Linked DNA regions of Homo sapiens: region 1 is linked to region 2. A link is a loop called in an ENCODE intact Hi-C map of the cell type or tissue named here. Cell type or tissue: PC-3. All regions are shown on one strand. Each heading gives the region's core, and the rest is flanking DNA. Links, peaks and the distances in the headings are about the cores only. Region 1 holds the start of LOC124902924 (a long non-coding RNA gene). Region 2 holds the start of SLC38A4-AS1 (SLC38A4 antisense RNA 1).

Region 1 (8,421 bases), core at 176-8,175, 560 kb before region 2:
GTAGACCCCTAATTCCATATGACTGGTGTTTCTATGAGAAGACAGCCATGTGAAGCCACAGAGATACACAAGCAGAAGGCCACGTGAAGCTGGAGGCAGAGACTGGAGTGATGCATCTACAAGCCAAGGAACACCAAGCATTGCCTATGTTCACCAGAAGCCAGGACACAGACATGAAACAGATTCTCCCCCAGAGCCCCCGAAAGGCACCCGCCCTGCTGACATCTTCCTTTCAGACTTGTAGCCTCCAAAACAGTGAGAATAAATTTCTTTTGCTTTAACTTATCTAGTTAGTGGTTGGTATGGCAGCCTTAGGAAACTAACATAATAATATTTTAAAGAAAACTTAACGTTTCTCCCTTTAGATGACAATTCCAGCCATAATCCAATAACAAAAGTGCTTGCTAGCATTTATTACTTACTGAAGACATGCCAGACACCATCCAGTTTTCCTCAGCAGAACCTACCAGATCACTGCCACAGAAACCAGGCCACCTTGCAACCCTCCTCCAGTATTCAGTGATTCTGCTCTTGCCCATAGATGGTCCACTCAGCAGTCACAGTTTTGAGTCTCTAGAATGCAGTTCTCCAAATTTCCAAAAATTCCCTCTGGGCTACATCCATGTAACTAATACATTGCTCCCTGGAGATAGGCCTAGGAGGAAGTCAAAAAGTCAACTCAACATCATCTGGAAAGCATGAACTCAGAACAAGGTGTGTTACTGGATGAACTAAATATTTTATGGCACCAGATATATCCATTGCAAAAACAAGGATAGTGTTTGGGCTGGTACATTGCTGTCACCTCCTCTGTCACAGAAGCATGAACTGAGCAGGTTCAGCTTTGCTTGGCACCTTTTTTCACAGCTCCCAGAGCCGACCAATCTCTTTCTGAGAGGTTACTGTTTTATTTTACATGTTTTATTTTTAAGCTACATTAGTGTATTAATCAATGATACAATTATAGTTTGGTCTGTGTGTTAGTCCGGGAAGTACATGTCAAGATGGGATTAAACATGCATGGATTTTATTAAAGGAGGGAGCTGAGGAAAGCTGGGATAGTCATTGGTCTATGATGCAAGCCTGACCCTGAAGGAAGGAGAAAGGGGAAGGGCAGGAGGAAGCATCTTAGACATTTACAGTTGGAGGAAGGTTCATCAAGGTATTGGGGGCAGGATGTGGGGCAAGAAGGGTCACTTGTGGCAAAGTGGGCTGTAGAAATGCCCTATCTTGCAGAAATGCATCTGCCTTAGTGTTTCTGTTGCACTCAATCATGGCTGGGAGCAGCCCATGGGAAGCTTGGCCTCAGTACAACATGGCGAATGATTTCAGAGCATGGAAGCTAGAGCCCTTGGTCAGTTATGCATCCTGTCTTTCATGACCCATACACCACAGCCTGGGAGCCATACTTTTTCTTTAAGGGGACTGATTGCCTATCTTAGTAATGTGTTGATTTAAAATTTAACTACCAGAGGCAATTTCACTTCTCATTTATTGGAAGAAATTTCCTGTGGCATGACCTCCAAGTATTTATAATATCTATCTTGTTTTATTCTATTTACTTCTTATACATATGTGTGTGCAAATATATTTATATATACACACAATATTATGCATCTCTTAATAGCAAGAATATGTTCTGGGGAATGCATCACTAGGTGATTTTGTCATTGTGCAAACATCATAGAGTATACTTGCACAAACCTAGATGGTATAGCCTACCTACTATACACCTAAACTATATGGTAAAGTCTACTGCTCCTAGGCTACAAACCTGTACAGCATGCTACTGTACTGAATACTGTAGGCAATTATGACACAATGCTGGGTATTCATGAATCTAAACATATTCATACATAGAAAAGGTACAGCAAAAGTATGGTGTAAAAGATTTAAAGTAATGGTATAAAGATTTAAACGGTATAAATATTTAAAGTACAGTAATGCCCTAGGCCTTCATGTTCACTCACTACTCAATCACTGACTCACCCAGAGCATCTTCCAGTCCTGCAAGCTCCACTGTGAATGAGTGGTGAGTGAACAGGAAGGCCTAGGACATTACTGTACACTACTGCAGACTTTCTAAAGACTGAACACTTAGCCTACACTGAATTCATAAAAAAATTTTTTCTTGCTTCAATAATAAATTAACGTTAGCTTACTGTAACATTTTTACTTTATAAACCTTTGCATTTTTTAACTTTATGAATCTTTTGTAATAACACTTAGCTTAAAGCACAAACACATTGTAGAGCTGACAAAAATATTTTCTTTCTTTATAGCCTTGTTCCATAAGCTTCTTTGTATATATGTGTATGTACATATATATACACACATATGTACATGCACATATATATAAAATATATATATATATATATATATAAATCCCATGTCTAAGGTCAACCAGCTGGCTCTCACCTTCTCATGTCTAAGGTCGACCAGATGTCTCTCGCCTTCCCATGTCCAGTATTTATTTATTATATTGTATTATTTATTTATTTATTTTTGAGACAGAGTTTGTCTCTCTTGCCCAGGCTGGAATGTTGTGGTGTGATCTCAGCTCACTGCAGTCTCGATCACCAGGGCTCAGCAATCCTCCTGCCTCATCCTCCTTAGTAGCTGGGCTACTGATGTGCACCAATTTTTGTATTTTTTGTAGAGATAAGCCTTCACCATATTGCCTGTGCTGGTCTCAAACTCTTGGACTCAAGTGGTCCACCTGCTTTGGCCTCCCAAAGTGCTGGGATTACAGGCATGAGCCACAGCACCCAGCTGCTGCTTTATATTTTTAAAATGTCTTTTTTTTATTCTTCTTAAAATTTTTTTAAACCTTTTTTTTCTTTTTTTTTTGGCTAAGAACTAAGATGCAAACATACACATCAGTCTAGGCATATACAAAGTCAGGATCATCAATATCATTGTCTTCTACCTCCACATCTTGCCTCACTGGAAGGTCTTTGGGGCAATAATACACATGAAGCTATCATCTTCTACAATGCCTTCGGGAACACCTCCTGAAGGACCTGCCTGAGGCTGTTTTACAGTTAACTTTTTTTCATGAGTAGAGGGAGTAAACTCTAAAATAATGTTAAAAAGTATAGTTCAACATATAGCTTAACATGGTTATTGTGAGAACAACTAATCAGATAAATCATTCCAAGCCCCAGAGGTTATTTGAAGGGGTGGGGACTGAAGAGGAGCTGTATAGTAAATACATAAACCACTAGTATAGTTGTGTTGTTTATCATCATTATTGAGTATCATATACTGTACATAATTGTATGTGCTATACTTTTATACGACTGGAAGCGCAGTAGGTTTGTTTACACCAGCATGACCACAAATAAGTGAGTAATGCATCATGCTACATTACGATGGCTACGATGTCACTAGACAACAGGCATTTTTCAGCTCCATTAAAATGGAACGAATGTCACACATGTGGTTTGTTGTTGACTGAAATGTTATACAGCACATTACTCTGTGTGTGTGTATCTATATTTAAATGTTATGTGCTGCATAACATTTCAGTATACATATAGTGTGTATATATATTTACTGTATATATACACACATACATGCATACATATACATATATGTTTTAAAGATATATTACTGCACTTAAAAAAGAGAGGAAAAGCTATTGGAAGCTAAATACTTCCTGAGATATATAACTTTCCCCAAACCCATAGTGAAATGGTTCTTAAATAGAAAAGCCCTGTGTTAGTGCACCATATGATATCAGTTAGACATCACACAAATGCACATTCCTAATAGCATCTCAAGGTGAATAAATGATATACTTTATACATTGCTGCATATATCACATTTAATGAAACACCTACCTGAGTCTTAAAGACACTTTATCTTTAATTAGAACACATGCTGTACTCAGAAATAGTAATTTTGACAACTCTCAGTACTGAGAATGGGTGAAACAAACAACAGTGAACATCATTTTCACACCACTGTTCAGACAGCAATTTGAAGAAAATGCTGAGCACAGCTCCCCCTGCCTTGTCAGTGAATGTTGCCTGGAGATTTGTGAGAACACGTGCACACGTTGACTCAGCAAGACCAAACTGACTGTACATCCATGATCCTCTGGGAGTGAATTGTTCTTAAAATAATGTGAAATATGAAGCATCCAAGAGGTGAAGGAAGCAGTGAAAAATACCATCTGCAAAATAAGAATCTTGGATTGTTGTCTTGTTTATACTTGAGCCTTCAATAAATTACTTAATTAGCTTCTTCTTGACCCATTTCTCTTTTATTTAGGCTGCTTAAAAAAAAAGTCCCTGGTAGTTTACATAGCACAGTTTAATACACATAAAAACACTTTAGCCTAATGGTTCCTTTAATGAAATTTATGTGAAAATGTCACTTCAATCATGAGACTTTTATATTTGTCCAGTTTTATTAATCTTTATAACTTGTGGGATATTTTTCAAAGATCTGAACTAAAAAAAAAAATTTGACTGGAAAAATGAGGAAAAACATTTTGAGTCTTTCTTTATCAAAGAATCATTTATTTTTTGTACTCCAGGAAACACTTATGCATCAAATTTACTAAAGGTTCATTAACAGTGCAGTAAGTCTAGAATAATCATAATCTAAAAAATAACAATCTTCAAGTGATCAGATTTTTGTCTTTCATAGTCAATAGTCTAATGTTATGGAAAAAATTACAAGTGAAAAATCATAACAACTTATAAGGTGCGTTTAATGTCAACATCCTTTGATATCTTTAGTTCTTTACAGTGTGCATCATGTTAATCAGTCACAACATCCTATGTTATTGTCAAAATGCTCTATTTGCTAAGACAAAAAATGAAATGAATTATTTTATAATTTTAATGACAGGAGACACAAAAAGGATTTTGGAATTTAGAAAGTTAACCCTTAGCAAGCCAGAAAGTAGGGTAACCAAATTCTCTCATTTAATTCTCTTAGACTTTGCTATACTTCTCAACACATATGGAAAATATACAGCTCCCTAAGGACGGTTGCAGCCTAACATCCCAAACCAAAGAGCATTGATTGTGTCAGTTGCTAGGAGGCCACAGTAGCATCAGTAACCTGCTTTCCTCTTATGCCCACACGGTTATCCTGAGAACAGTTAATCAGATAAATTATTCCAAGCTCCAGAGGTTATTTGAAGGCATGGGGACTGAAGAAGAGCTAAAAAGGGAAAAGGAGATGACTGCAACACTTCCCCAGCTCCTGAAGCAAAGAGACCTGGAAAGAAGGGAAAGCTAAATTTTTCTGGCACCTCTCACTCCATTACAAACACACACACACACACACACACACACACACACACACACACACACTCTCACACGATGCTGCACCTTTCTCGCTTCTTTTCTCACTGTTCCCCTTGACTTTCATTTAAACTTGACTTTGCACATGTAGAGTGCTTATGAGCTACAGAGGAAGGACACAGGCAGACCAAATAGCCTTGAGTCACACATTCCTCCAGGAAATTATCTTTGGGCCCTATGATTTACTGAGCAGGTGCTCAGTAACTGTATGTCAAATAATTGAAGGCATGCATGCCACCTACTGACATTAGGCTTAATTCTTACCATTCATTGGATGACTTATCCTCTTTCAGTTCTGAATCATTTCCTTCTGCATATTTGAGAGCTCCTATGCTGCTAGGAATTGCGGCTTTGGGAATTAAACATGATCATCCTGAACCCTAAAAATTCTGGAAAATATCTATAGAAGCTTGGGTTTTTCCATCCTGTCTTGGGCTCGTTCTAATTTTGTAAATGACTTTCACGTATTCTCTTGATAGTTCACCTGCAGCTTAAATTTTATGGGCACCTTCAAATGAAATTTTTATATAAATGATGCAATATGTGCATCAAAATCCATCAGAAATTGAAATTCCATGGTGAGAAAATAAATCACTAGAGAGTTTGTTTGTTTATATATAAAGAATGTGCCTATTTAATTTAATGCTCTATATGTAAACGATCAGCTTTAAAATGTAATAATCTATAAAGGATTCCAGATTTTTACATGTTTACATATTTAACATTCAAGAAGCTTGACTTGAATCCAGATCTTCAAGGTTCTGTTCCCACATGCCAGGAATGAAGCAGGTTAGGACACACTTGTTAATGTCTGCAGTTGAAGGCCATAATGACCCTTCTCCATTCTGCTGGATGCATACTTCCATCATGACCTAGGGTTTGCCTGCTAATTTCTACACAGGCTCAGAGCCTATGACAGAACCTCCTTAACCACCATGCTCTGTGGAGGTACCTATACAAAAATCCTGGGTCATCTTCCTTGGGAATGACATTATTGCAGGTTCAAGTCTTGTTATGGGTTGAAGTACTGTGTAGCATAATGTTATAGTGCTTAATACAAATTATACAAAGCAATTAAACATTGGCGAGTAAAGCTGTGTCAACAGGGAAATATTTAGTAAAAGATGAATCCACCTAGATAGATTTGTTTCATAAGCGTAAACCTGTTTGTGGCAAGGTTATGCTGGTGCCTTATAAACTCCAGCCCTTTGAATAACCTTAATGTGCACTTTTTCGTAGCCCACAGAGTTTCTATGACCATAACTTGCATACTTCTCAGAGCAGAAGGACTGAAACAATATCTATCAGTGGTTCTCACAAGAGCAGCAATAATTTTTTTCCAAAAGGTCTTCCAAAAGTCTTTAAAGATTTGTAATTACTGTTCATTTATTGTAAAATAAACATAAATTAAAAATTACAAGAAAATTAAAACTCAATTTCACCACCCAATAATTAACCACAGTTGACATTTGTCTAATAGGTTTCTGGATGTTTTTCTAGGCATATATGTATATACTTTCCAAAGACGGGAGCATATTGTACATACTCCATACGGGTGTTTTTTTTTTTTTTTTTAAATTGTTTTGTGATTTGGGGTTTTTTTTTTTTTTAATTTTTTTTTATTATACTTTAAGTTTTAGGGTACATGTGCACATTGTGCAGGTTAGTTACATATGTATACATGTGTCATGCTGGTGCGCTGCTCCCACTAACTCGTCATCTAGCATTAGGTATATCTCCCAATGCTATCCCTCCCCCCTCCCCCCACCCCACCACAGTCCCCAGAGTGTGATATTCCCCTTCCTGTGTCCATGTGATCTCATTGTTCAATTCCCACCTATGAGTGAGAATATGCGGTGTTTGGTTTTTTGTTCTTGCGATAGTTTACTGAGAATGATGGTTTCCAGTTTCATCCATGTCCCTACAAAGGACATGAACTCATCATTTTTTATGGCTGCATAGTATTCCATGGTGTATATGTGCCACATTTTCTTAATCCAGTCTATCATTGTTGGACATTTGGGTTGGTTCCAAGTCTTTGCTATTGTGAATAATGCCACAATAAACATACGTATGCATGTGTCTTTATAGCAGCATGATTTATAGTCATTTGGGTATATACTCAGTAATGGGATGGCTGGGTCAAATGGTATTTCTAGTTCTAGATCCCTGAGGAATCGCCACACTGACTTCCACAATGGTTGAACTAGTTTACAGTCCCACCAACAGTGTAAAAGTGTTCCTATTTCTCCACATCCTCTCCAGCACCTGTTGTTTCCTGACTTTTTAATGATTGCCATTCTAACTGGTGTGAGATGATATCTCATAGTGGTTTTGATTTGCATTTCTCTGATGGCCAGTGATGATGAGCATTTTTTCATGTGTTTTTTGGCTGCATAAATGTCTTCTTTTGAGAAGTGTCTGTTCATGTCCTTCGCCCACTTTTTGATGGGATTGTTTGTTTTTTTCTTGTAAATTTGTTTGAGTTCATTGTAGATTCTGGATATTAGCCCTTTGTCAGATGAGTAGGTTGCAAAAATTTTCTCCCATGTTGTAGGTTGCCTGTTTACTCTGATGGCAGTTTCTTTTGCTGTGCAGAAGCTCTTTAGTTGAATTAGATCCCATTTGTCAATTTTGGCTTTTGTTGCCATTGCTTTTGGTGTTTTGGACATGAAGTCCTTGCCCATGCCTGTTTGCAGACGACATGATTGTTTATCTAGAAAACCCCATCGTCTCAGCCCAAAATCTCCTTAAGCTGATAAGCAACTTCAGCAAAGTCTCAGGATACAAAATCAATGTACAAAAATCACAAGCATTCTTATACACCAACAACAGACAAACAGAGAGCCAAATCATGAGTGAACTCCCATTCACAATTGCTTCAAAGAGAATAAAATACCTAGGAATCCAACTTATAAGGGATGTGAAGGACCTCTTCAAGGAGAACTACAAACCACTGCTCAAGGAAATAAAAGAGGATACAAACAAATGGAAGAACATTCCATGCTCATGGGTAGGAAGAATCAATATCTTGAAAATGGCCATACTGCCCAAGGTAATTTACAGATTCAATGCCATCCCCATCAAGCTACCAATG
Region 2 (8,232 bases), core at 233-8,232:
ACAATCAACCATTGGATTCAATGACAAAAAATACTGAACCATCTCTTCCCCAGTTCCAGCTATTGAAGTAGACTATGACTGAAAAACAAAAATAAACAACATATTTCCTGAGCTGAAGAACAGAAAGTAAAATTCAAAAACCTGTCTTCATGGCTACCACCTTCAATGTGCCATTTGTGTACTGTACCATGTCCTGGGGGGAGCGGGTGGTTAGGGCTGAAATCCAGCCTGTACTCCACTTATCAGGCCCTGCACCCTGGGATGGGGCTGTGTCAGCCAGAAGGAAGAGAGGTCTTCTAAGCAAAACGCTCCATGAGTCTGAAATGCTGCAACAGCACAAGGCTAATTGTCACAAAACCATTGTATAGACTAGCGGGCCCAGCCTGGCTGGCTCAATAGTGACTCTCTAAATGACTTATGGAAAATCACAACTTTTTCATTTCCTGCAAAGGAAGCCCTTCACATTGTTAAACTACCAATGTTTGTCAATCCACACAAAGACTACCATCCATCTCCTGCTGACGGGTAACATCAAGGGTCTTTCTCTCAAAATAGAAATAATAGAAACAATTGTTATACAGCAAGGTCCTGGCCTTTCTTTAATCAATGGCATTCACTCTGCCACACTTTCCTCACCTTCTTGTCCTCTAGCTTTAGCCACAGCTGGATGGAAGCTCTAGAAAACTTTTCACAAGATAGGATTAATCCCAAAGATCATTTTTCTTTTAAATTTAACTAGCTGTTTGCTGCTTCAGCCATCACTTGATGTTAGCCTCTCTGACATGACAAAGACAAAATTTGAGATTTGTTTGTTTGTTTAAGCTAACACTTGAGAAGTACTTAACATATGCCAGGCATGGTTCTAAGTGCTTCCTTTACAAGTTCAGACTTAACTAAATCTTCATGAGTTATTATTTATCTTTCACATTCATGAAATTAAAGCACACAGCTAGTAAAAAGCAGAAGCGAAATGAAACCAAACAGTCTGGATCCAGAGTCCATCATACCCAGACTGCTTTGCTGTAGGTACTGCCCTACAGCACAACAGGTACCTCTGAACAGTATGTTTGCCAATATTCCCATTTAGTGTATAATGCCCTAGGTTACAGCCTTTGGCAAATAAATGGTGTTGTCCTTGATGCCAGATATCATACCTAAATTTTTAAAAATTTACTGTAGAGCAAAATAAAATCAAAAGAGCATACTAAGATGCAATATTCTCAAGTAAGACCAGCTAAGAAGGCTTCCATTGTATTCAGCAGAAAACATAATTTCTGCAGACAAATTTAAAATATTTGAAAGCAAAATGAAATGTTCACCTTTAGCTCTCCACCTTCTAGGGCCAAGTGATGCAAAAATTCCATATTCCTAACAATAATATGAATTATCAAGGAAAACATTCATCATCTTTTCTCTTTAACTCTTTTTTGTAAATTTAAGTTACAAAGCAAAAAATTTCAAATCTTGGTTTTTTAAACAAGGGAGGGAGCCTTTTAACCAGGACTTACTCATGAAATTTATGCTTCAGAATCACAATGACTATCACTGCAGCTTCATTAATAAGAAGAAACTAGAATACTACTTCTTAGATATATATCTTCCTAATGTTTCTAAATGAAATTTCCGGGACAAAGGAACCTAATGATCATTAAACCAGTACTTCAGATGAACTTCTAATCATTGTCAAAGGCAAGTCTGTGTGAAAATACATATATGTGTCTATAAATATGTATGTTTCATATGGTTATAATGGGTATCCTCTAACATGAAACATACTGCAAATTATAGTCGACTTAGAATCAACTTTATGAAGTAACTAGGAATGACTAGTTAATTAACTAACTCTGGCTTCCCCAAAATTCTGAAAGTAGATTTTTAGCCTAATGGGTTAAAAACATAAGTACTAGGTACTTACTGAGAGCACATCTGGAATCACTTTATCTTGAAACTGTTGTATAATGAGGTGCTAACATAACCAACTATGGCTTGCCCCCCACTGAAATGTGTGTGTGTGTGTGTGTGTGTGTGTGTGTCCTGGACTTAACCCTCTTCCAGTAGCAAGTTCAAATTCCAGAACAGTTTGTCCAAGGATCATGTTGGCAGGAATGTGCTTGTCTTGGAAACTTGTGGACCAAAATATGTTCATCCTTAAGAAAAGCACATCCTGCAGATAACAGTGACTGGCCAATCAGTGTTGTCACGTCACAGAACTGTGGGTTCTCATTTTCTTGCCCTCTTTCCAATATCCAGCCCATATTCAGCACTGCTTGTGTAACAAAAGGCAATAAGGAAGAAGTTGTAACAAATCCTAACAGCAAACAGACCAAGACTTGGGGAGTTGCAATCTGGGAAGCTGAGGGTCAATATTTCATAGTGTCATTGATGAAGCCTGTGAATTTACCACAGATTTTACGGTTGTCAGTTCACAAACTTTCTGGTGAAAACAGACTTCTATAATAATAATAATTGGATTGACTAATTTCCATGACAGGACATGAGTAGAATGAAGAGGCAGATGATCTGGGTTCTACCTCCAATCCAGCCACTAATCAGCAATTCAACCAGCAATAAGTCATTTTCCTGTCTGGCCTCAGATGCATTCATCCATAAAAAAAGAACTGTCAGATAATCTCTAAAATCCTTTCCAGTTTACATATATTTTATGACAAAGTTTTTTACCTAACCTCAAATATGTGTGTGTATGCTCATACACACACACACCCACACAGAGAGAGAATGAATCCAGACAATCTATCGAAGATTAAACCAGGCATGAAAATCCAGATGCTGCTGTACACTTTACAGACGATTCTTTAGTTATCATTTCTTCCTCATACAAGAGTGTGAGGGGCTCACTGAGACAGGTCTTGAGTTCCCCTCACTTGTACCTTTTAGTCTCTCTCATTTCCTCTTTTCTTAACCACTGTCACACCAAAAGAGGTACAGTATGGTGCATAAGTTTGCAAAACTATAAAATGATACCATTCTTTGATTCTTCATTCTTCGATGCCATTCTCAACCTTTTGCACTTGGAGAAACATAGCTATTTTCACTTTTAAATGTCATTTATATTAGCATATTGTGAGTTGGTTATTACTTTTAAATACATTGACTATCTTTTAAGTTTTTAGTCTTAATTTCTACTATAAATATCAACACATATAGTCCACATAAACAAAACTCTTTGTGGTCCTCAATACTTTTTAAGACTGCAAGGGGGTCCTGAGACCAAAAGTTTGAGAATTGCTAATGTAGTAGTTAAGAGGACAAACTCCAGATCCAGCTGCCTGAGTTAAAATGTCACTTCTATCACTTAACAGTGGTGTGACATTGAGTACAGTCGCTTAGTCACACAGTTGTTCTGTGCCTCAGTTGGGGATAATAACGATAATAGTACTGACCCCATAGGGTCATCATAAGGCTTAAATGAACTGATATATGCACCATGCTTAGAAGTGTTGTGAGCCATCATTCTCTTTGGCGCTATTCACCTACCTCCATTCCCCGTGGTTTGCTTGGTTTGGTTTGATTTGGTCTGGTCTTACTACTGCTGCCTCTCCGTTTGACTGGCAAAGTGTGACTGGCACTGCTTCACCAGGGGCTAAAGGCATAGCTGACGAGGCTCCTTCATAACCACAGCCACAAGTTCGCACTCCAGTGCTGCAGCACCCAGCTGTACTTTGAATTTGCCCTTCAGAGAGGCTCCATCAGCAAAAGTCAACTGGAAAATCAAAGCAAGCAATGCTAAGTTTTTTAAAAACACGCTATGTCAGATGAATTAGAATGTAAAGTAGAAACTCTAGCCTTCGGAATAAATCAATGAGAGGAAGGAAGTAGAGACAAAATGCAAGCAATTACATTCATTCCTTAAAAGAAAAGGTGGTATCTGCCCAAGCTCCCTCCAATTTGAACTATGTTTTCACAGCCTTCCATCTCCTTTTTAAAATCTCTCTTCAACATCCCAGAGCAGCCTCCTCCCACCTGGCCAAGAACCCTCAGGCCATCAACTTGCTTAAAAAAATATGATGGCCCAGATTCTGATCACGTGCACATGACTGACGGCCATTGGATCTTCCCAGGGAGTACTGAAGTTTTATGAGTATTATGATCATAATCCCCTGCATTTATATTAGTTTTCTTTCTAATCTATATTTTCACATAAATTTTTCTTTAATTCTTGGCACTCAGCATGCTGTTATTCCTATTTAACGGTTTAAAAAACTGAGGCTCAGAGAAGCTAGCAAACTTGTCCTAAGTCCCAAAACTTTGAATCAACGGAACTGAAACTGGAGTATAAATGAAATGGGAAAATTTTTAACGACTGAAGGACTGGGGGAAATGCACACAGCAGGGAGGGGCAGGCATGCTGCGGGGAGGCGGAACTAAGCTATTTTTGTCAGGGGGTTACTTAAGCAAATCTGCTCTACTGTGGAAATAACCTCAACTAACTCCCCCTGAGTTTTACACAGCCTCTTTATTGCCTCCACAGCTCAAAACTATACATTCTCTAATTCTAAGACTTATTTTTATTATTTTTAAATACTAATTTGTTCATACAATGGATATCCAGGTGGTACTGTTCTTAAGAGGATTTTAAAGAAGGTACACCCAGTATGTTTTATATTTAACCTATGGCTGCTTCTCAAGAGTGTTTGTAAATTGAGAACTGTCTGTATTGCATGTGTGATGTCATTAAATATATATTTGGTCTGTCCAAAACTATCTGGCATTTGTCCTTTACCAACATTACTGAGTATTTTAGTTTCTCAATCATGCGAGCTTAAAAAGCACAGCCAAATCTAATGAATGTCAAACTTGTGTAGTGACTCAAGTTGATTTCAGTATGTTTAAACAGAAAAAAAAATAGAACTCACAAAGGATCAACTGGAATGAGTATTCACTTTAAAGGAATGCAAAAAGGAATCCTTTTGAACCATTCATTCTCCTGAATATGTTTAAATGTGCATTAATTTAGGTACAACTGCTAAGGAAAACTGTTTATCATATACGAAATATTTCCTCATTAAAAGTAATGGCAAAAACCGCAATTACTTTTGCACCAACCTAACAGCAGACACTTTGAATATGAGTGTAATGTTCTTTGTATGTAACAATGCTAATGCTAAGCTATCTCAAATATCTTCTTTTACCTGTTTTTTTTCCTTCGGTAACTTATCAGCCCTGTCCAATAACAGTTCCTACAATAATGGAACTATCTGTCAGTGCTGTCCATTTTTGAATGAATTAATAAAATTAATTTTATTTAAGTAGTCACATGTGGCTACTGAGCAATTAAAATGCCCTATTGAAGAACTTAATTGTCAATTTTATTAATTTTAATTCATTCAAATAGCCATGTGGCCAGTGGTTGTGTATTGGACAGAGCAGTTATAAGATCTCCTTCAGCCAAAAAAAAAAAAAAAAAAAAAAAACCTATGATTTTATCATTCTATCATTGTGAGGCCAGAATTAAGGCTGTAGTTATTAAACCTCTGATTATTAATTGGATGCTGAAATACAGTTAGCTAACTGAACACACAATTTTAAAGAGGCTGTTTTTGTTCTTAATAAACATCAAAAAAACTATTATGTGCAAAATAACATGTGGGTAAGTAGGATATACACAGACCAAGATTGAACAGACATTTCCTGACGGGGACATTGCTCTCCCAGTTTCTGCTAAATTCCAATTCAGTACATCCTAACAAGACATGGCTGATCAATTGTGTAAGCTCATGCTTTTAACAAGTATTGCTTAGCTCAATAACTCCCATAGCTCTAGGACAAACAACTGTCCTGAGCCCTGGGGACACGCTGTTGCACTCTGTTGAGCCTGACAGAATGCCTGCTCTTCCAGGCACTTACTCTCCTGGGAAGCACAGCCAGGTGAACAGGCCACGAGAATACACCGTGGTCAGTACCACTACAGGGGCAGACCTTGGGTGCCACACGAACACACAAAAGGAGCTTCTAACCCAGTCTTGGCTGGACAGGGAAGGTTTCAAGTGCAGAAAAGAAGGTTCCAGAAGGAAAAAACCAGTAGTATCTTGCTATCAAATCTATCCATTATTTAGGTTTCTTTGGGAAATTTCCTTTTCATTTGGCATTATGTCATCGTCCTTTCAAGGGTATTCACTTTTTGAATACATTTCAATCGATATATATTTATCGAACCCTGAAGACTAAAAAGCCTCATCGTCATTCTCCTGGAGGATTCACCATTTGCTCGGGGCTAAAGGTGTATGAAGACAAACCTTTCTCCTGAGAAAAAAAATGAGTTCTTAGGTCAAATATTTCAATAATCTACCCTTTAAGAAAAATGTAACACTGCCTTGGAATGCATGATTTCTTCATAAGACTTCCTTTTTACAATTGTGTGTGGCTTTCTACCCAAACTAACTTTAAACATCCCTCCACAATAAAATTCAGGAAGGCCACTTTAATAAAACGAGGGGGAAAATCCCACCAAAATGTAAACTTAATATTTCAACACAATTAAATTTATTAATAAAGAATTTCTATTGCATAGTGAACAAAGCATTGGATTTACCTGACAGTTTGGGGTCAAATTCCAGTTCCTCCTCTTAGAGAAGGAATGGCCTTGGGCGAGTTATCTAACTTCTCCAAGCATCAGTTTCCTCATTTGTAAAAGGTCAATAATGGGGTAAGAATAGCCCCTACCTCAGAGTTGATGAGAGAAATGAATATGCACACATTTACAAAGACCTTAAAGTAGTGCGTACCCTAAGCCTTATATGAAGATTATTATTCTTTCTAATTACAATAATTCTAATTGCAGAAATCTATGCGAAAACAATACACAGTTCTGGCCAAAAGAAGTTAAAACAAATGTGAAAAATAAGCGACATCCAGAAACTTCAGCAGCTCCCTTCTGTCCTATGCCTCAAGGTACCAGAGAGGGAAAAAGACCCCCAGGAGAGGCTGTGAGGAAACCTGAACTGCAAACCCACCACGATGTCTTCCTGGGAAAGGCAAGTTGGTAAAGAAAGATGTGAACTCTATTTCAGGGTAGTATGTTTTTTTCATTTGCTTCCAAGACTTTGATGGAATGACTTGAGAGGAAAAGTTCACAATTACTAGAAAGAACCTAAAAGGACATGAGAGATGAAACCGTTGCAGTATTTTTGAAATAAATGTTTTCCTGCAAGAGCAGAGTCATGGGCGGGGTGTCTGTGTAATATCTACTCAACACAGCCGAAGGGTAAGAGGAAATCTTGGTAAGCCGACTTCCAAGTCTTAATGGGGAACCATACGGAACCAACTGCACGCCAAATCCCACGCTCACCGAAGCTTCAGGGATTTTCTTGTGGGTCTGGGGGTTTAATCTGACAGCTCCTAGAGCCTTCAGGACTTCCCGGGCACAGATAATGGGCCGCGACTGCACCCCCGCGTCCCTCCTTGGGGCGCAGGCTTTCCACAGCTACAGTTCTCCACGTCAGCAGCCACGTACACAAGCGCCGGCAGCTGCCAACAGGGCGTGCCCGCTTCCAACCCTGCACTCTCCCAAGCAGGACATCCCTGCACCGCCCGGCGCGTTCGCGAAAACTCCGCGGGGCCTCGAGGCGTCCCGGGATTAGCCCTGACGCTGTAGGGCTCTCTAGGTTTTCCACGACGCAGGGGAGCGTAACTGGAGCGCACCCGACAGCCTCTCAGCTTGCCCAGGCTCGACTGGATGGGGCTTTGCTGGACCCCCGACCCGACCCCCACACACCCGGGCGGCGGGGCCCAGGTACCTGCCAACGCCTCCGCACCTCATCGTCCCCTCTGCTTCCCCTCCTCCCTCTCCCCGAACCCTTCCCCCCTCCTCCCCGCCTCCTCCCCGCCTCCTCTTCGCCTCCTCCTCCACCTTCTCCTCCCCCCGACCCCTGCTCCCACTCTTGGCTCCAAGTCCGCGCGCGGGCTGGGGAGGCGGTGCCGAATGAATCACCGTCACGTGGGTCGCGGGCGCGCAGAGGCGGGCTGCGCCCGGGCGGCTCTGGCGCTCGGAGCGTTAGTGGAAAATTTCCGGAGATCTACTGGGGCTGCGCGCCGCAGGCCCCGCCCGCCGCCTCCCCGCTCCTTCGTATCCCCACCTCCTTTTCCCCCTCCCTCCTCCTTTTCTCTCTTCCCCCGCCGTTTTCCGGTCGCAGCCGGGCCCCGACATTGCGGAGGTTCCTTTCTCTCCGGGGAGCGGCGCTGCGCACGCCCCGCCCGCTGCAGCGCCCCAGGCTG

Evidence for each region. Peaks named below come from ENCODE experiments on the same cell type or tissue, not always from the same donor. Only the 100,000 strongest peaks of a DNase experiment are listed, where the experiment ranks them.
Region 1: it touches region 2 in a loop (4-fold over the local background); 5 of 110 quality-filtered maps call a loop at or near these places.

What each region holds. Positions count from the first base shown.
Region 1 is chr12:46,939,912-46,948,332 of GRCh38, reverse strand. LOC124902924 (a long non-coding RNA gene) reads right to left here and starts at 6,843. Exons shown (of 2, transcript XR_007063285.1): 1 at 3,846-6,843; 2 at 1-655. In PC-3, for the core only: CTCF peaks have their summits at 3,994 and 5,551; DNase peaks (open chromatin) are centred at 2,012, 3,362, 4,062 and 5,532; H3K27ac peaks cover 476 bases.
Region 2 is chr12:46,383,236-46,391,467 of GRCh38, reverse strand. It overlaps SLC38A4-AS1 (SLC38A4 antisense RNA 1), which reads right to left and starts at 7,792. Exons shown (of 4, transcript NR_125380.1): 1 at 7,773-7,792; 2 at 3,496-3,721. RefSeq lists enhancers at 4,726-5,227, 7,921-8,232 and silencers at 7,787-7,856, 8,007-8,232. In PC-3, for the core only: no CTCF peak of the experiment used is centred there; DNase peaks (open chromatin) are centred at 2,617, 4,767, 7,497, 7,957 and 2 weaker places; H3K4me3 peaks cover 4,746 bases; H3K27ac peaks cover 6,711 bases.